2 separate regions of the Mus musculus genome follow, and region 1 is linked to region 2. Evidence: chromatin loops called from intact Hi-C (ENCODE). Cell type or tissue: left cerebral cortex. All regions are shown on one strand. Each heading gives the region's core, and the rest is flanking DNA. Links, peaks and the distances in the headings are about the cores only.

What was found. A loop is a pair of places that touch in the nucleus more often than their neighbours do. Peaks named below come from ENCODE experiments on the same cell type or tissue, not always from the same donor. Only the 100,000 strongest peaks of a DNase experiment are listed, where the experiment ranks them.
Region 1: it touches region 2 in a loop (3-fold over the local background); 6 of 42 quality-filtered maps call a loop at or near these places.

Annotation. Positions count from the first base shown.
Region 1 is chr10:29,141,692-29,151,876 of GRCm38, reverse strand. Soga3 (SOGA family member 3) reads right to left here and starts at 7,881. Exons shown (of 7, transcript NM_026138.2): 1 at 7,442-7,881; 2 at 4,124-5,313; 3 at 3,468-3,692; 4 at 1,475-1,633. The coding sequence starts at 5,218. In left cerebral cortex, for the core only: CTCF peaks have their summits at 4,618, 5,232 and 5,475; DNase peaks (open chromatin) are centred at 6,451, 7,259, 7,776, 8,239 and 6 more places; H3K4me3 peaks cover 5,469 bases; H3K27ac peaks cover 4,027 bases.
Region 2 is chr10:29,201,893-29,212,077 of GRCm38, reverse strand. 9330159F19Rik (RIKEN cDNA 9330159F19 gene) reads right to left here and starts at 435. Exons shown (of 6, transcript NM_001162537.2): 1 at 212-435. In left cerebral cortex, for the core only: a CTCF peak has its summit at 5,130 (motif pointing right); a DNase peak (open chromatin) is centred at 5,156.

The sequences.
Region 1 (10,185 bases), core at 1,132-9,131, 60 kb after region 2:
GTGTGATAAAATATGTCAGAGGAGGAGACATTTGAAACAATCTTTACAGTTTAGAATAAGTAGAGAAAAATAGAAGTTAGAAGCCTTTCAAGGTCATCCCATTAGTTACTGATGAAAGCATATTACATGATTCTCAATCTCTATACTTTTCTACTGTAACACAGAGGCACTCTGTGCTACAGTATGTAAATTAGTGGTCAAGAAGCATATATCAACAATAGTACTTTCCTTATACTGTCACGTGAAAAAGATGTTTAGATCAAGTGTAGATGGTACACATCTACAATCTCAGACCTTGGGAAGCAGAGACAGAAATACCTCAAGCCTGAGGCCAACCTGATTATGAAGAAAGTTTCAGACCTACACAAAGAGATCCTAGTTCAAAAAAATTATTCAATGAATGAAATATTTTTTTAAAAATGAAAAGGTATTTAAAGTTAAGGTAGTATAAGTGGGCACAAAGAACACAAAGAATAGTTTGCTCCACTAACATAATATTTCAGCGTTCCTACACTTAATAGATTCTTAACCACACTGCTTATATTTTTACTGTGAATGGCAGATATGAGGAGTTCAATATTCAGTGCATTCAAAGACTAAGATTTTCTCTGAAATTCTAAATAGTCCATTTCTGCTTTTGCTGATTTTCACTCACAATTTTCATACATTACACTGCCAATAACTCAAGTAGTATAAAAAATATTTTAGTTCCGTGAATGTGTTTATCATGATTCTAATTACTTATTGATAGATATTTTTTTTGTTTTTGTTTCATCTCTGTTTATTTCTATATCATTATTCTTTCAGAAGATGGAAGGTAAGTAAAGCAGGGACATTCACAGAGCAACATGAAAAAGAGAGTATTAAATCCCTCACCCTAAAAGACAGAACCAAGATGAATCACTTTGAGGTACAATTGTGTAGGTCTCAACTGGAAACAAAGAAACCCTTTCACCAGAACTCTGATGGGGTGGAAGTGGCTGGGATGGAAGAGTTTCAGGATAGTATTCTGTACATTAGACAACTTATGAAACTTTGTTATAGACAAACCCAAATAATGACTGGGATAGACTGAAAGGTCTTTACATCCCTGCCTATTCCAGAATTTTACTGTTCTAGGAACACAGCAATAATCTCACAAAACTATTCCCTTCAACTAACAAAGTCATCCTTATCTTAAGATTAATCCTTATCTTTTTATATCATGTGTGTGTGATATTTAATGTATTTAATTCACACACATTTCAACAACACAAACAGCTTGTAGCTGCTTATTGCACACGGTAAGTTAAATTAAAATTCAGGTTAGAACATTTTCTTTACTATTCACTTGTTAGTATGAAATCTTCTATCTCTTACTCTATTGAGTTACAAGTTGTAATCAGGAAAGAATAACTTTATCAGTGATGTTCATCCTTGAGATTCTGTTCCAAAGAGCAGAACTAACACAGTTAACCATGAAACAGATACTAACCTCCTTCATTTTTTCCAGTTCGTTCTGTAAAGCTTGCTTTGCAATTTCAACTTCGATTAGCTGCTGCCTCAGTTTCTCATTTTCATCTTCTGTTGTTGTCCTTTTTTCTTCCACATTTTCTAATTCATGGTGAAGTCTCACAGATACATCCTTTGCAACCTAAAAATGATATGTTTGCAAAGATAAATTATAATTTATTCATATTGAAGGCATTAAGAGCCAGTATTTCCAGAGTATTTCCTATGTGACCATGTTCCCAATACCGCATCTATAAGTCATTCATCTATAGCAATCACTTAATCCTCACAGCATTCGCATGGGATAGATGCTACTGCTATACCTGCTTTGTAGAGTAGGGAAGTATTAAAGAAGATGTTCAACAGGTATGATTAACAGGTAGTCATATGGCCTGGGTCAACTTTGTCCCTTTACTTCACTACATCAGAGTGACATTTATTTTATTTCATGTTCAGTTGTAGATAGAGTTAAGATATCTGCTTTAGTTTTACAGTGATACCATGAGGTATATGTTGCCACTACAGCCACCACTGAGAAATGGAGAAAGACAGTTTTAACTTCTGGGTAGTTGGGCTTGCTCTTTTCCTCATAATTCTAGCTAGTTCCAAGTACTTAGGTTTAGGAACATTCTAGTTTTTGAGATTCCTTTTTGTTTTACTAGTATGTATTTTTACCCCAAGTTTTAAAATTATCTTGAAAATCATAGGGCTTTGAAGAAATGTTAGAGGCTTAGGAAACAGCCAGTCCTGGTTTATGTTGGATAAAGGGAACTTGGCTATTGCTGGGATTGTTACAAGGCCCAGGTACATGCATAGAACTTATGTAAAAAATGCTTTTGGTTGGGGTTGAACCTAAGTGGTTAAGTACACTGAATGCTTTTCTAGAGGGCTTTGTTCAATTTCCAGACGCTATGGCCTTTTCTGGCTTCCAGAGACACCGGGCACTCATGTGGGGCACAGACATGCATTTGGGCAAAATACCAATACACATTTTGTTTAAAGTGCCATTTGTGCACCTATAAAGTAGCCCCATTTATAATATCTACCTCACAGATTTTTTTACTCCAAATCAGTCAACATTATATGTATTGTTGCTATATTTTCTGATGAGTCATGACGGATTCCAAAGCAAACCAAAAGAATGGAGCAAAGACTTCCATAAGATGTTTGCCAAGAGCTTTCTTTGAAACACATCTAGGGTAATTAACTCTACTTGCATAGCGATGAAATTAATAATAGTTAAAAGTATATTTGGTTGTCAATGGAGATGTGCTGAATGTCCAGTTTGCCTTGTAAATAAAATCTGCCTGTTTTCAAAATGAAGAAAGAGCACCCCACAAAAGAGTCTACTGTAAACTCTGAGCTGTCTGGTACCCTGTTCTCTGGGATACACTCTGAATGGGCAACTTGATTTCAAAACAAGGTGTTTTCTTCTGATCTACTCTCCTCCTTCAAATGGCTTGCTGTGTAGACAGGCTGCTTTTCAGGGGGAGTTACAGAAGGGATGAGTGCTGATGGGAATACACCCTGGAGAAAATCTGAGGAAAAAGACCTTAACTATTTTCTCAGTACTGTTCTTATTCTGGAGGTCAGTGCTCCACCAGTAATCCACTCTTGAATGCCTGATTCCACCTGGCCTTCACAGGAAGTACATCATTGGAAGCTAGATCACAGGAGGCCCTGTAGAGCCTGTACTTTACCATGGCCTTGTTTCAGTGGACGAGGGAGGAACCCTCTTATTACTTCCTGAAGAGTTACTCCCAGGAGATCCTCCTCCTACTAAACTGAATAGATCCTTCTATTCCCAGATGCTGACATTTTGTGGTGAACGAACTCTTGAAAACTATTGCCCTTTGTCGTCCTTCAGTGAAGGCCCTTTCAATGCAAAGAGCCCTCCAAAGTCTCCACCCATAGACCCTAGCCCGCCCTGGCTCTCGCCCTCGCTCTCCCCCACCCACACCACCCCTGCAAGAGACCTTGAGATCCTGCTCCAGGCTGCGCAACAGCTCGCCATCAATTTCCCCAGTCTGCGCGTAGCGGAGCCTTTTGCGCTCGGCTTTGCGGAGGCGGTACTGCAGAATCCGGCAGTTTTTGTTGGCTCGCTCCAACTCATGGCGCATTTCCTGCAGTTGACAGGCATCCTCCTCGAAGAAAGTATCCCTCATCTCGTCCATCTCGGTCCTCAGCTCATCGATCTCGTTCTGAGACGGTGACAGGCTATGGGTCACAACCAGTCTTGCCACTAGCCCCTCAGATATGCACCATGTACATCCCATCCCTATTCCCAATTCCTAGCTTTACTGCCTTCCTCTGCACAAGACAGGAGTGACAGGGAGCTGAAAGCAAACCAGGCCTAGTTTAGGCCTCTCTGCCTGTGAGAAAGTGGGGCAAATCATGATAATTGGGTAAACGAAGGCCTAGATTTGGTTTTAAACACAACGGTATTAATATTAGTTCCGTTTCTAATTAGGAGCAAGCCATGGACCACCCCCGCCCCCATCTTCCTAGTTTTCCTCCTTTCATGTGGTCCTAAAAGGTCAGCAGCCTTCCAAACCTACCAGGACACGCCCTAATCATCGGAGGCCCCGCACTTCCCCTCCCCCATTCGGGTCCCACCCCCTCTCTTTCTCACCTTGAGAGTCTCGTTCTCTTCCCTCAGCTTCTCCATCTCCTCCTGCATATCTTCTTGCTCTTGGAGCTGCTGCGAGTGCGGCTGGGACGAAGGGGGAGCAGCTGCCTGCATGGCCCCGCCGCTACCGTTGCCCTCGGCGCTCTGCTGGGGGCCCTCGGCTGCAGCCGCCATTGGGGAGGAGGAGGGGACTACAAGGGGCTCACAGATGGCTGGAGCGCCGGCGACTGGGGAACTGCGGCTGCCGCCGCCACCGTTTTTAGTGTGCATCTGAGCCGCGGCCGCCGCCGCTGCCGCCCGCTCCTTCTTGAGATGGAACTGGATGAGCTCAGACTGCAGACATCCCTCCTTCCAGTAGCTCCCTCCACCACCGCTGCCGCTCCCTGTGCTGCCGCTACCAGAGTTTCTGCTACCTGGGCCGGGGGTTTTGCTCGTAGCAGCGGTGGGTGGTGAAGGGGAGACTCCCTCCGCAACGCTGCTACCCCTCTGCGTTGCGCGGACGCCTTTCCCTCGCCAACCCCTGGGCGGCGGCGGCTGCGGAGCGCCCCCCTCCCGGTCCCCCGGGCCACCACCGGCTCCTCCTCCTTCCCCGCCCCCTCCTACTCCCCCGAGCGGAGGAGGTTCCCCGACTTTCGAGGGCCCGGATTCTATTTCCCGGGGTGCCTCTTCCGGCTGTCCGGACCTCCTGAAGCTCACAGAGGCCAGGATCGCCGCGGGGGACCCTTCAGCACCAGGCGCGGGCTGGACAGCTCCGGGAACAGCCCCTTTGGGTATGGAGGGCACCGCCTTCTCCGCCCCGCCTCCGAGTCCTCTGGAGCCGGTCCCAGAGGTGCTCCGACCGGTTATCTTGTTACCCTGCTGTTGCTGCTGCTGCAGCTGCTGCTGCCGAACAGAATTGAGCTTAGGGCCGACCCCAAGCGGGGACCGCGTGGCCCCGGCGGTCTGACGAAGAGAATTGTCCCTAGGCCTAGCGGGTGATTGAGCTCGCTGCTGCTTTCTGCTGCAGCCCTCCGGGTGCATGCGAGCCTCCGTGGCTGCGGCGGCCGCAGAAGCTGAGGTTGCGGCTGGGGCAGCGCCCCCGGACGGTGGCTGACTCATGGCAGTCTAGAAAGAACCTACTGGATGCCACTTGGAAGCGTCCATCTCTAGATCATCCTCTTCTCTCCTTTCTGTCACCAACCTTCCTGTGTAAGCTGGGATGGAAATAGAAGAAAAATATACAGTATGTTTACACTGTTGTAGAGCCAAAGGTCAATGTGCTGTACAAGGGAAGCTAGAGAGAATTATCAGACTCGGAAACCAAAGGTTTGATGGAAGCTTTGAGTAGGTGAAAGATTCAGGGCTGTAAGTCCTCACTTTGCCCAAAGTGGCGCTGTCTCCATCTTACTCCACCTCAGTCAAAAGGATCTGAAGGCAGCTAAAACTTGCACTCCCTAGGTAACCTGTACCTGGGATGGGTGAGGCACAGGTTCAGAAAGAAATGAAAGGTGAAGGAAATGGGGGCAGGGGAGATGAAAAGTGGAAAAGGATAGAAAGGTAAAGGAAGTGTTTAGATATTATAGTTGTTAAACAGCTTCCTCCTCTGACTCCAAATCTGTATTTTAAACCTAGTTTAGTGTGTGTGTGTGTGTGTGGGGGGGGTATTAAATTAGTATTCCTAATTGTCAGTTAAAGAAATAAGGCTATAATGTAAGATCCTAGAGAAGATTTTCCCTGGATAAATGACACTTTTCCCACTCATCCCCAGCCCTTAATGTTGTCTTCAGAGAATTTTAGCCAACTTTCTTTAGAATGGAACACACACACACACACACACACACACACACTGTAAAGAATGAATATGAATCAACCCCAAGCTCAAGAAAAAGCTGCTATTAAGAATTAGTTATAAGATTCAGTCATTGACAACCCAAAAGAGATTATTTTAGCAGCTTAAAAATACTTGTTGAAAAATTTGATGAACAGCTTTATCTACAGGCTGCGAAGTTTTTAATGGCGAATTTGTCCTCGCTTCTTCCTGTTCTGCACTTAAGGTGGACTGAGTTGCAAGTACAACATAGAAAACAGTTTTATTCTGAACCATCTCCTTAGATAGTATATAATAGACTGAGTAGAAGTTTTAAAATGCCCACTAGAGAAATAGCAGAGTGGTTAATTACATTGGCTGCTCTTTCAGAGGACACAGGGTCTGCTCCAAGCACTCAGGTGACATCTCTAAGCTCTCTGTAACTTCAGTTTCAGGGAACCTGATACACTCTTCTGTCATCCCTGGGCACCAGACCCATATGTGGTACACAAATATGCATGCAGGCAAAACACCCATATGCATAAAATAAAACCTAAATTTAAAAATGTTAAAATGCTCAGACATTCCTATGGAGCCAAATTCTGAAACAGAACCATGGAACACTATTTAACCAAAAGGCTGTTTGTCTTCCTTTAGGGCGGTAAGATACATTGTGTTAGCTTTCCAGTATAAACATACCATTTTAATCCAGAGGACAGAAAAGACCTGTGGATTTTCCTTGCTAGTGGTTCAGACAGCTAGTTCATTTGGCCCCTTTCCAAGAACCTCATTTACCTTTACTGGTAAAGCAGAGGAAGGTCACACACACACACACACACACACACACACACACACACACGCACACACACGCACGCGCGCACACACACACACACACACACACACACAGAGAGAGAGAGAGAGAGAGAGGGAGAGAGAGAGAGAGAGAGGGAGGGAGAGAGAGAGAGAGAGAGGGAGAGAGAGAGAGAGCTTTTAGGAGACATGGTTTCCCATTATTACTCTTATTGTCTGTTGTAAGTATCTCAATTGAGGATGTAATCATTTGTCCTTTCATAACGGAAAGGCACCCAAAACTCCTCCACCTTCCTTTCTCCCTCTGTAATCTCTTTTCAACTCCCTTTGTAATACAAAAATAAACAATGATTACTTCAGAAGGAAAACCAAAGTTACCCTCTGCTAAAAAGTCTGGCCTACTTTACCGTGGGTCAGACTAAAGTGGGCCACCCAGCTTAATTGTACTGACAATGCAATGTTATATTTAACCAAGTAGAACCACGCGGGAACTCAGAAAGTCACCAGCTGAAGCCTCACCCGCCCAGACTATAACCTCAACGAAAGCTTGGGTTTCATTAATTAGTTCCACAATCTAAGGAACCTAGTGTCTGTCACTTGTTCCCTGACAAAGTAATAAGGTAATGTATCTCACAGTTTCTCCAGTGGCAATATCCATCCAAGCAATGATAGTAAGGACCAAATCAACCCTTTTCATCTCAAATCCTATCTGTCCCAGGACCCACCCCGTTTCTCTTCGTGTCTTTAGAAATCCAGAAGATCTCACTTCTCTGCAGTGGCTTTTGCTTCCAGGAAGCCGGAGACCTCCGACTTTATTTTTCTACCTTTCAGAGAAAGTTCAACTTCCCAGCTTCCGTAGTGTTATAGGCGAATTTCTTCTGGGCGCGCTTGCTTGCACGGGATCCACACCCACTCTGTTTCTCCGAACAAAGGCGACAACCACAAAGACTTAGAGCTCTGGGAGTTGACTCCTAGCCGGCGGTGCTTGGCTGGCTGGGCTGCAAATGCAGCAGGCAATACCCGGGGTGCCAAGCAGTGCCAGACTCTTCCCCAGGAAGTGCAGCGGTATTCATGAGCTGACCTCACCGGACTGGGCTGGAAAGAGGGCGGGATTGAAGGGAAGACAGGAGAGAAGTAACCGGAGTGGTTGCTTAAAGAAGAAAGAGAAGGATGGGGAACCAGGGTAGCGGGTGGGAGGCAGAAAGACAAAAAGGCAAGAGCCACGCCCGAGATGCAGAATTATTCAGCCTGGCTCATCAAATTCCTCTCTCCATTTCCATTTCCTGTATTTGGCAGAAGACTCCAAGACCGCTTAAAATCGGATGCCTTGGCTTCCTGCAAAGCTTTGTCTCAGGTCCGATCAATCTCCATCAATTATTTACTTGAGCTCTTTTCCTTGGGAAGCCGGTTGGAGCATCCTGCACCCTCAGCCTGACCCAGCGGAGTCTCTAGACGCAGCTCTTAGAGGCGCTGGCGCGCGCTTCCGGTACTTCTCTTTGTTCACTCACTTTAATGCTCAGTCAGTCTCTCCATGCGCGGCTCCTTCCCCACCCCCAGCTCGGGCGGAGTCCTGGGATGGCTTTTCCGCGAATAGACAATGCTCGTCAGACCCGCTGTCCCACAGACAAAGGGTTCTTGAGGAGATAAGGAGAAATGACTAATTTAGGGCAAACTGAATAAATATGTGCTTCCAGGGATGTTTTAAGTGCATCTCAGTAGCACTGGGCACCATATTTTCCCCTCTCCTCGCTAAAGGCCAATTTCTTCAGTGAAAACAAACTGGTAATTTCTGAGATCCATTTTTTTTTTTACTGTTGTGCACGTGAGTAATAGTAGTCAGAACAAATGTATCAATAAAGAATCGTCTGATCTGACAATGAATTAAGAAAAATGCGTTTCCAGTTTACATTTATCCATATTGATTCACAGTAATAATACTCCTAATGTTTGAGGGGAATTTTGTTCTTTTTCCTTCCAATTTTATTTCAGGAGAGTAGGCTCGAGTGACTTACTTTAACCCATAGAAATCCCCTTGTAAGTTTGCAGGTCAGAATATATAAACCTGTTTTTAAAGGAAAAATTTGAGACATTAAACTTCTCTTACTTTATTGTGGTGATTTTGTAAGGACAAAGACTTAGATATTCTTCAACAGTTTCTAGCCTAGCGTTAATTTTAGAGCGAGACTTCATTTTAAACTAAATCCTGTCTTAAAAGTGAAATGGCTATTTGGAGTAAATTGCACAGAAGTAGCGAAATGAGAGCATATTTAAGCCCAGGTAATGTATACCCCCAGTGACATCGCTTATGTTATCACAAGGAAATAATTTAGGCTGTCAAACTGTTGCTATGGAGTGGTTTGTGGCCAGCACTGTCCAAGGTGCTGGGGATACAAAGAAAGTAGAGAAATCATCTCTGTGCTGAGAAGGCTCAAACATACTGGCAACAGTTGAGGTAACGGAGATATTGTTCTTATTCTTGAATACGTGGAAAGCCAGAATAGTGAATCCTGTGATATCTATGATAGGACTTGCATCGTTGATTAGAATAACAAAATGAAGTCACAATGTCACAAGCTATTTTGAGTTTGTGTTCAACAGTTCCTCATTATGTACCACAATGTAAGTTGCAGTACTCTGTGTGTGTGTGTGTGTGTGTATGTATGTGTGTGCGCACACGCACACTTCTTTCCTTTTGATGCAGGTCTTTGTATGTAGCAAGGGGTAACCTGGAGCCCAGGATGGATGATCTCAAATGCATCTGCGTCCTGAATACAAGAATTGAAGTTGTGGAGCACCACACACAACTATCTAAATTGCAATATTTTTAAAAAGAATATTAAGATTCATATATCCCACTCAATGAAAATTAATAAAATGCATAAAATATCTCTTAGGCCAATCTTTATAAATAAAGCATTCTTACACAAGTAATCTAGAAGCATAAAAACAGTTCTGCTTGCCTAAGAACTTGCTTAGACATATCCATTTCAGTGTTTATTTCCATGCAAACAGTATCTTTTATTCTATGAACATCTAATAAAATCAAGAATGCTTACATCAGAGTTCATATGCCCAAAAGGGTAGTTTTCTACCTTAGGATTGTGCAGTCTCAGTGCTATAAGCCATTGCAATATGGGATGAATGGAAACAATGCTGTCAAGCCTTTAAACTAAAGGTTTTTAATTAGAGTCGTGTTTTGGTTATCCCATTATTTACTGGTTAAAAATTACACTTCTGCATGGGGCTGGAGAAATTTTGAGTTCTTAAGTTCAGTTGCTGCTCTCACAGAACAGCTTATGACTTGCTACAAAACCAGTTTCAGGGGACGTGACAGGCTCTTTTGATGGCATTACATACACCTGGCACCCATATATGGACACACATAAAATAAGAATAAGAAAACATTTGAAAAATATGTACTTTCTATTAAGCAAACACCAAAGATGAGTTTGCAGATTTCTTCATAGTC
Region 2 (10,185 bases), core at 1,437-9,436:
AATCCACCCTTAGCAGTTGAACAGCCCCTTCTCCAAGGCAGTTGAATCCCTTATGTACCCTGCCCACTGTTCGGAGGCCCAGCCACAAGCACAGCCAGGTCAGGAGATGCTGAAAACACACTTACTTAAATCTCATCTTTAATCTAAGATTCAGAAGCAGTATCCTGCTCTACCCAGTTTGCTCGTTCAAGTTTGCCAAGAAGAAACATACCTTCTTACACTTGGGGGTCGTCCTGCAGCAGGTCAGGCTCTGTGTGGCCAGTCTAGCAATGGCAGAGGTGGGGCAGAGAGCTAGTTGTCTTAAAGAACAGTCTCAGTGGTTCTTTTATAAAACAAAATCCATTCATCTTCCACAGTGGTCCTGACAAACGCCTTTGCAAATTGAACTTCAAAGAGCTACTCTGCTCAGTGTCACAACAGCAGCTGGGCTACTATGACGTCAGGGACTTGGAGGCGGCCTTAAGGCTGCTGCTTCCAACCACAGCTCTGTAACTTTAGAGCAGTTATATCCTCTGGGTAAACAACTCCAGGTCCAGGACATTTTTAACTTTTATAATGGAGCCTAGCATTTTCAAACTTGCCAGGAGAGATCTGCTTGCTAGCAGCACATGATGACAATTTAGATTTCTTTTATTTGGAAAGTAGACTCTTTTTTTAGGAGCAAGAACCATCCTCTTCCTCCATCCCCTCTCTTTCCCTCTCTCTCTACAGTGAGATGCAGTTTCAGTGTCTTTGTTAGTCTGGCCAGGGATGAAGTGGAAATGTGTGAGAAAAAAAAAAAGAAATACACACACACACACACACACACACACACACACACACACACACACACACACACCAGCAAGCATGAGTCAAAATGTATGTTGAAACATATTGAATGTTTGCCTTTATGCAAAATAGAAATGGGGCATATATATATATAGAGAGAGAGGGAGAGAGAGAGAGAGAGAGAGAGAGAGAGAGAGAGAGAGAGAGAGAGAGAATAGTGGTTTACTTTAGTCAATAAAGTCTTTAGGGCCAATATAGCAAATCAGTTACACTGAATTTTAAGTAATAAGCTCTTATCGTCAAGCTAAAGTTTTCCGACTGTACAATATAACAATGTGTCATTTGAAGCATGCCATAATTTCATGTTTTTGGTTTTTGTTGGTTTTTTTTTTTTTTTTTTTTTTTGCCTACCTCCAAGCTCCATCCCATAAGGAGCTAAATTGCTTAATAATGGTAAACTGGTCAGGGCAACCATATATTTATCTAATTTAGTCAACTGACTAATTAATTAGCATATAACATTGCTTAGCAAAACAGGCTAGCCTAAAACTCAATATTGCCTCTCAAACTGGTCTCAATTTAGTACAATCCTGCTTCAGTCTTCCATGTCCTGGAATTAGGGTCTTGAGCCACCAACTCCAGCTTCTTTACTTCCATAGAAGGACGTTATACAGGCAGAATAACCGAAAGAAATGCTTCCCTATGTTTAGAGAGCTAGGATTCATATTTCCAGGGGCAGCCACAATCGTCATAGTTACAATAGCAACACTAGTTATTCACTGGGAGCAGCTTTAAGCAAAGCTCTGTGCTAAGGATGTCAAGTGGAGCTTCGTGTCAGTTTACCACCTTAGCAACTGTCTGCAGTTTTATTCACCGGATCTTACTTATATCCATGGCTTAGAGAGCTAAAACATCTTGACAAAGCCCACAGAAAGACCTCTGAGAGGAGGAGCAGGACTTGGAACCAGTTTGGGGACCCTGGAATATTGTTATAGGGACCGAGGGCTCAATACTTCTGCCCCCATTTAACTGTGTAATCCTGTGGCCTCTGTTTCTTCCTTAACCAATTAGATGAATTTACTTCATAAGACTGTAAGGCAAACAGATACATGGAGTGACAGAGAGTTACAGTTGGTCCCTCCTGCTTGCCTCGTTGCTAATGCATACAGGAGGACGAATAAGAAACTTTGCTCAGAACCATTAGCTGGAGTTATCAAATAATACTCCTGTGGACTCTTCATTTTAAATCATTGAGTTTCTATGTGTTCCCTGTAATTCAAGCTAGGCTTTGCATCTGGACATGTTGGCATAAGCCTGGAATCCCAGAACCTGAGAGGTAAAGGCAGGAGGATCAGCAGTTTAAGGCTAATCTCAGATACTGGGGAAGTTCAAGGCCAGCCTAGGCTCCATGAGATCCTGCTCTCCAAACAAACAGACACAAACCCATAAACAATAACTGAAGAGAAGAAAGACAAAAGGCCTTTTCCATAATTCTATCAGAAAGTCAAATAGCATTTGGCTGACTTTCAGAAGCTATGTTGTGCTATGGACTCTGGTCTTCCCTGTGGCTTTTTCAATATCCTTTTTCCTGTGCTAATAAAAAAGAACTACAGTCCCCCCCTTTTTTTTTTAGCTTCTTATACTGTATGTAGGTTTGCCAATGAGTCACTTCAAATTTAACACTAATGTGAATATCTTCTAGCCCTTTCTGCTGAATAATTTTGTAAATATATGTACATACATACATATTCTCTTGGTCTCTGTCTCTGTCTCTGTCTCTGTCTCTGTCTCTGGAGTAAGCACATCAACAAACTGATAGGATATAAAGACAACAACTGTTCAAAACTGCTTTAAAGAGCTTCCAAGCAATTCATTTTAACAAGAGGGGCTATCGTTATATGCACAAGATATATAAACTGAAAAAAAAACTAATGATGGTGTATGTACTCCCACAGCAATGGTGATAATTTTAGTTCTTAAATGATTTAACATTTTAAAGTGTGAAAATGAGAACGATTTTATAGAAAACACGTCATTTATTGTGTAATGCAGATGATTTGTAAGCCATTTGAACATTTGAATTCATCTCAAAATAACAAACACACCCAAATTATTGGTCTCCATTTTAGAAATAGTTTTACTCACAACTGCATGCCTGCTAACCCAATTTCAAAGTGGAACAGAATATACACAATACTTAATAAGAGTTAATAGAGAAAGACCAGCTACCATTAAGAAACAATACAGCAAATTATAAAAAAAAAGGTTTAAAAACGTTTGTATGTATGATAACAATAGCCATGAGTTAGAACATTTTGGAAAAGTAGAAGAAAGACACTGAACACATAAATGGCATGAGCAGGTGTTTCCAGAGTCACCAAATTTAGAGCCAAAAAGAGCCTCTGGGGTCATCTAGCTAACCTTCTCAGTTTACAGTGAAGGGGGAGACCCTGTCATGAGATCATCTGTTCAAGGCCACTAATTACACTAAGAATAGAATCCCGGTCCTCTCATCCCCAGGGCAGCGCTGTGAAATTTAAAATTCCAACCAAGTCAAGAGACAAGACTCAAGATCAGGGATAAGGATGTTGGCTCTGACTGGATAATAAGATGCTGGCTTCTGGCTTTGCCAAATCTGTCTGAGTTAGTTGAATCAAGGGAGTCCATAGTCTATCTGTCAAGTGTGCCATAAAACACCATATAGTTGAGAGTTTATTTGCTACTTAGATAAAGAGACTTGGAGCCTGGGGAGATGGCTTAATGGGTAATAGTGTTAGTCACATAAGCTTAATAACCTGCTTCAATCCCTGAAAGCAGTGTGAAAAGCTGAATGAGGTGGTATGCATCTGTGACCCTAGCACTTCCATAGAAAGATGGGAGGCAGGGTTAGAACTGTCCTGAAGCTGGCAATGCACAGCATAGCATCAGAGACTTGGTACCCTATGTCAACATATGTGGCATATGTGAGGACTGATGTCTCACAGCTGCACTCTGACCTCTGCTCTTCAAGCTAAAACAACTCTGGCTGCTATAAGACTGGGAATATATGAGTTCATGCTTGTACAGTTTTTCTTCCTTCTTTACCATTCAATAATATTTACAGTGTGTTTCTGTTTTCTATAAAAATGACATGAAAATAACCGAGAGCACAGAATAATGTTGGAGTGAAAAGAAAACTCATTCTTTTCAGGCTAAAGTTGGAGGCCATACTATAGTATTATATTATATATTATATATTATATTATAGTATTATAGTATTATAGTCATTCTTTCCACAGAAAGCTTTTTGATGTTGCTGTTTGTTTTGATTTTTAACATAGAGTTTCTCTGTGTAGCTCTGGCCATCCTGGAACTCACTATGTAGACCAGGCTGGCCCTGAACCTGTCTATCAAGTGTTGGGATTAAAGGCATGTGTGCCACCACCACCCATCCTTCCTTACAGAGCAATGTCTGCCTTGTATAGATTCTTTAAGGTCAGATCTGAGGAATTTCAGTTAATATTCAACTTATAAAACATTGATGAGTGGCAACATCATCTCAGGTCACACTCGGGGGTGGGGGGAGGGCGGATTTGAGGAATAAGACAAATTCATGAATTACAAAAGCTACTGTGAGGAGTCAAAGAAATGGGGTCCACAGCACAACTCCTCAAGTCTCTTTTCTTGTAATTAAGTACAGCGTTCCACCCAGGGATTCAGTTTAGCATTACAACCAGCCATAGCTTACACTGCTTGGAGGTTTATACTGAACTATTCGTGAAAACTAGGAACTTTGAACTTTTTCAATCAGTTCATCCAGTGTGGACTCCCGCCCCCATCAAATGTGGTCCTATGTTTTCTGCATCCTAGAAACGCAGAGCTGTAAGTGTGTGTTAAGAGAATAAAAATGACTTTGATGCATATGAGGCTCTGACTGGGTAAAAGTTGGGATGGCTACACCAAGGACATTTTCTCCTAGGAGTTACATACTTAGGCTATTACATTTCAGCTAGTGCACTGTTTTCCAAGCACTGGATGTTTTTTTACCAAGAATCATGGGATGCTGGCTTCTTCTATTCTGAGGTCTGGTGACATGACAATAGCTATTTTAGCCAAGCCTTACATAGGCACTTCGAGATGTAAGAAATAGTTCAAAGAAACACTTTTGAACTATCAAAATTTATTTTAAATTCTAGTCCAAATTCTGAGTAAAATACTTGAGAAATGTGTGTTATTTAAAATTACAAAAATACATCCCTTTAAGCTTTTCAAATTGGTGTTTAGCATCTAATTCTATTATTTACAGATTCATGACTTGTTGATGACCCAAGAATGAAAGTAAGGAGGGCATTCTGCTAAGGGTGTCTATTTAGTATTTGCCACTAGATGGCAAGCCTGAGTCACTTCTCTTTGCTTGTAAGTTCTGAGGCCCAGACTGGCCATTTAGGGAGTGATTTGGAGGAGCAGGGACTAGTCCTTAGTGTTCTAAAAATGTGGCTATCCCACAGGCAATAGCATTATGTTTCCAAAAGTTGTCTGCTACAATGGTAGTGATATAAGAAGCCAACTGATGGTGCTTCAGAGACAGCACAGAAAAGGAGAGTCACCACCATATAAAAAAGACTAGAAGGAACAAGTTGGGAGCATAAGATAGCTTTCTGTTTCACTTATATGTCGTGGTTGAGAAAGAAGAGCAAGGACTGAAAAGGAAGAAGCAGGGCTGGGGCCTAGATTCTGAGGCCATTATGTAGAGTGGGAAGATCTGTGGCATTGTTAGTGAGAAAGTCCTAGTGATGAGAGAGAGGCCTGAGGTCACACCTCAGAGTAATCAGAAATCTTCTACAGCTGCCAGACTCATCCCCCAAGGTCAAGGCATAGTTCAGTATCTGATGAAGTCAGGAGGCACTTTGCATACCTGTCAGCCTGTCTGTGTTTGAACCTTATAGTATAGCATAGTTCTTGATGCTTTCTGGACAGTTTGCACAATCATATTCCTAAAGCTTTGCTTTTTCTACTGCAGTTATTTGGAACGCACTGTGATAATTTGAATCTACCTACTTTCTAAAACTTCAGTAATTTCAAACAAGAAGCCCCAAGTCATGGAGCTTATACATAAACATTTCCAGATGTAAGAAATAGTCCACAGAAACACCTTTGAACTATCAAATTTTATTTTAAGTTCTAGCCAAAATTCTAGTAAAATAACACCATATTTGAGAAATGGACCTATTTTGGAATCAATCGCATCCCTTCTAAAGTTAGGGGATGATCAGAAATATGAGTTTATCTCTGGTAGTATGCTCTCACAGCAATACTGTGCGGCAAGACTAGGAAGGTAATCAACTCCATCCAACTCCGCCCTTTGCCTGCCTCACTGTGGCTTCTTCACCCAGATAGAGTCCAAGGCTGTGAGAATAATGGGATGGCTCTCCAAGTGTTAGCCCTAACCCCAGTAGGTGATACAACTCCAAAGGAAGGTGTTCAGATGCTTAGAGCTCACCTAAACTCCAGAATAAATTAGTTTCAGTACTACTTTGGCAATTCTACGTAACTGGTCTATTTTAAAGGCATTTGTTTTCTGTTCAAGAGTTAATAGGGAAGAGAGGCCCCTTGGTCTTGCAAAATTTATATGCCTCAGTATGGGGGAATGCCAGGGCCAAGAAGTGGGAGTGGGTGGGTAGGGGAGTGGGGACTTTTGGGATAGCATTTGAAATGTAAATGAAGAAAATGCCTAATTAAAAAAATAAATTAAAAAAAGAGTTAATAGTATAAATAAAATGTCAACGACATTTTTCAAAAACCAAAGCAAAACAATAATCATGAAAAAGAGAAACTACACAGAACTTAGTTTGTGGTTGATATACAAAATACCACATGTGTGTGTGTGTGAGTCCCCCATGTCTGTCTGTCTGTCTATCTATCTATCTATCTATCTATCTATCTATCTATCTATCTATCTATCTATCTATCTATCATCTAGCTACATATGCTCAAGCAGAGAGGGTATTGATGGAAACTTATTAGGTAACATAGCAGGAACCATTTGAGTCTATGGCTCCACAAACTTTCAGTATGGCCATCATGAAAAAGAGCCACTCGTACCTCCTCCCCCTCCTAACTGTTGACACAAAAGCACTATGTAGACGCACATGGATGCTACTGCGTTCGTTGAGGTGTATTCAGAACGTGAAGTATCCTTCCTGTGTTTCTCTCTGAAATCTTTCAAGTGTCATGAGAATACTGGGGTACATTATCATCAAACTGTATATGAAACCATTTCATCTACTCCAAACCAGATTACAGATTAAAACTGCTTATCTCCCTGTACCTTTCTTGCCTGTAATGAGGGCTCGAAGAGATATGTCTTTATGCATAGTGGTTTTGAATTGTACCAAATTCCATTATTTTAATAAACAGTTAACTTTCCTCACATTTTACTACCCTCTACCACTCCCTGTTTATTCCCACAATCAGAGCCTGATTCTACTAGGGGAGACTTACTCTAGGAGACTGTAGCTAAGACACTGCATAGAGTGTTTGGAATTCCAAACTTCAGTGACAGACAATTAAATAGCCACATCCCAGTCTACCACATAAACTGCACATTCCTGGCTTGAACCAAAATTTCTTTGCTTAATGAGTTTCAGTCATCTTTATTTAAAAATAACCAAGCAGATTCCTGTTTTCCTTAAACCTATGCTAAATTAACCAAGACTCTAGTTTCTATGCCCAAGAAAGTGCCTTAGAAGGGAATTGCCTATAATAATTTTGGTTTAAAAAATTATCTCCAGCATGTCATTTAGATAACATAGCTTTGAAAGTGAGAATAGAAGATTCCGTGTTTCAACAACTGGGAGATTTCATGAGGTTGATCATTTAAAACCAGCACAAATGAAATAACTGCACGCTGAACATAGTAACAAAAATAATGCCAAAATAAGGTCAGAGACACAGGCAGGGAAGTGTGGGGGGGTGGGGGAGCAGAGAGAGGTGCTCAGAGGAAAGGCATGATGGTAACTCTCACAGGTCTTGGGCACCATCTTTTTAAACTTGTCTTCCTTACCCTAAATTCTAGGTTCCTACAGAAGAACCTACATTAAAAGAAGAAGATCAGAAAAAGTCACTTCACTGGTAGTTTGCTGCGACCACCTTCCTTTCACTAGCCTACCAGCCACTTCTCTGTGACACAGAAGCCTCTGACCACCGGACTCCAGTGAACTTATTACACATCACAGCAGGTTGGCTGTGTGCTCATGTGTGTGCCTGTGTACGTGCTGAAGCACATTAGAAACCTGGATGGACAGTTGACAGATCAGAGTTAGAAATGCCTTTCTCAGAATTCACTGGGAGAGTAGTTTGCATCCTTAAGTTCAGAGATTTGGTCAGAGTGAATTCAAAGAGCCCAGAGTATGGAAGCCAGCCCAGTCCCATTCAGACTGCTGTCCCTTTACCAGTATCTTAAGACAGTTCTATCTATGAAAGGCGTGGCTTGGGATGTAAGAGTCACATAAAATTCTTGTATTAAAATTCAGCCATATGAGTTCGTATCATGACTGGCAGGTGAGATCTAAAGATAGTACTATTTGGCAATCCCAAAGAGCAAAGATAACTGCTATGGTCCTTGCATTACTGCTGCAGACATTTCCAGTGCCTTTAAGAAAGCCTATGGATTTGTTGTTACAGCGTATAGGATCAGTATGAGGATTTGATTTAGTGTACACATCTATGCATCTGTAATGTGCCTGCCTTGCATTTTGTCATCCTGGTTCTTTTTGCCATTGAATACGTGTTCCTTTTGTTTTCGATTTTGTTAGTTTTGATAAACTGGGTTAGTGGGAAGAGTTTTTTTTTCTTTCTTCCTGAACTTTTAATTTTATTTTTATGTGTATTTATGTTTATGGGTGTTTGCCTGCATGTCTATATATGCATCACATGTCCATAGTGCTTACAGAGTCCAGAATCAGACACTGGGTTCCCCAGAACTGAGTTCAGACAGTTATGAGAAGCCAATGAGAATGGTACCCAGATTTTCAGCAAGACAATTGAGGACTTAAGACCTTCTCTTCTGCCCCGTATTTTAAAAAATGGCAACAGCACAGTAGAGAACTTCCCAGTCATTGAACATCATGAAACATTCCCATATATTCCCAGAATCTCCATAGGTATCTAAGAGCCACTGCTTAGCTGGGGAAGTCTGTGGCTCCAAGTGTTATAGACATTTTGGGCAATTGTCAGTTTCAACCCTTAAACATATATGCTCAGTTCCATTGAGTTTGTAACTTGGAAAAGTATCAAAAATCTAGTAGAAAGATCAAAAATTCAGGTGACAGCAGATGCTGGCGTGGATGTGGAGAAAGAGGAACACTCCTCCATTGTTGGTGGGATTGCAGGCTTGTACAACCACTCTGGAAATCAGTCTGGCGGTTCCTCAGAAAACTGGATATAGTACTACCGGAGGATCCAGCAATACCTCTCCTGGGCATATATCCAGAAGATGCCCCAACTGGTAAGAAGGACACATGCTCCGCTATGTTCATAGCAGCCTTATTTATAATAGCCAGAAGCTGGAAGGAACCCAGATGCCCCTCAACAGAGGAATGGATACAGAAAATGTGGTACATCTACACAATGGAGTACTACTCAGCTATTAAAAAGAATGAATTTATGAAATTCCTAGCCAAATGGATGGACCTGGAGGGCATCATCCTGAGTGAGGTAACACATTCACAAAGGAACTCACACAATATGTACTCACTGATAAGTGGATATTAGCCCAAAACCTAGGATATCCAAGATATAAGATACAATTTCCTAAACACATGAAACTCAAGAAAAATGAAGACTGAAGTGTGGACACTATGCCCCTCCTTAGAAGTGGAAACAAAACACCCTTGGAAGGAGGTACAGAGACAAAGTTTGGAGCTGAGATAAAAAGATGGACCATGTAGAGACTGCCATATCCGGGGATCCATCCCATAATCAGCTTCCAAATGCTGACACCATTGCATACACTAGCAAGATTATGCTGAAAGGACCCTGATATAGCTGTCTCTTGTCAGAGTATGCCTGGGCCTAGCAAACATAGAAGTGGATGCTCACAGTTGGCTATTGGATGGATCACATGGCCCCCAATGAAGGAGCTAGAGAAAGTACCCAAGAAGCTAAAGGGATCTGCAACCCTATAGGTGGAACAACATTATGAACTAACCAGTACCCCGGAGCTCTTGACTCTAGCTGCATATGTATCAAAAGATGGCCTAGGCGGCCATCACTGGAAAGAGAGGCCCATTGGACACGCAAACTTTATATGCCCCAGTACAGGGGAACGCCAGGGCCAAAAAAGGGGAGTGGGTGGGTAGGGGAGTGGGGGTGGGTGGCTATGGGGGACTTTTGGTATAGCATTGGAAACATAAATGAGCTAAATACCTAATAAAAAAT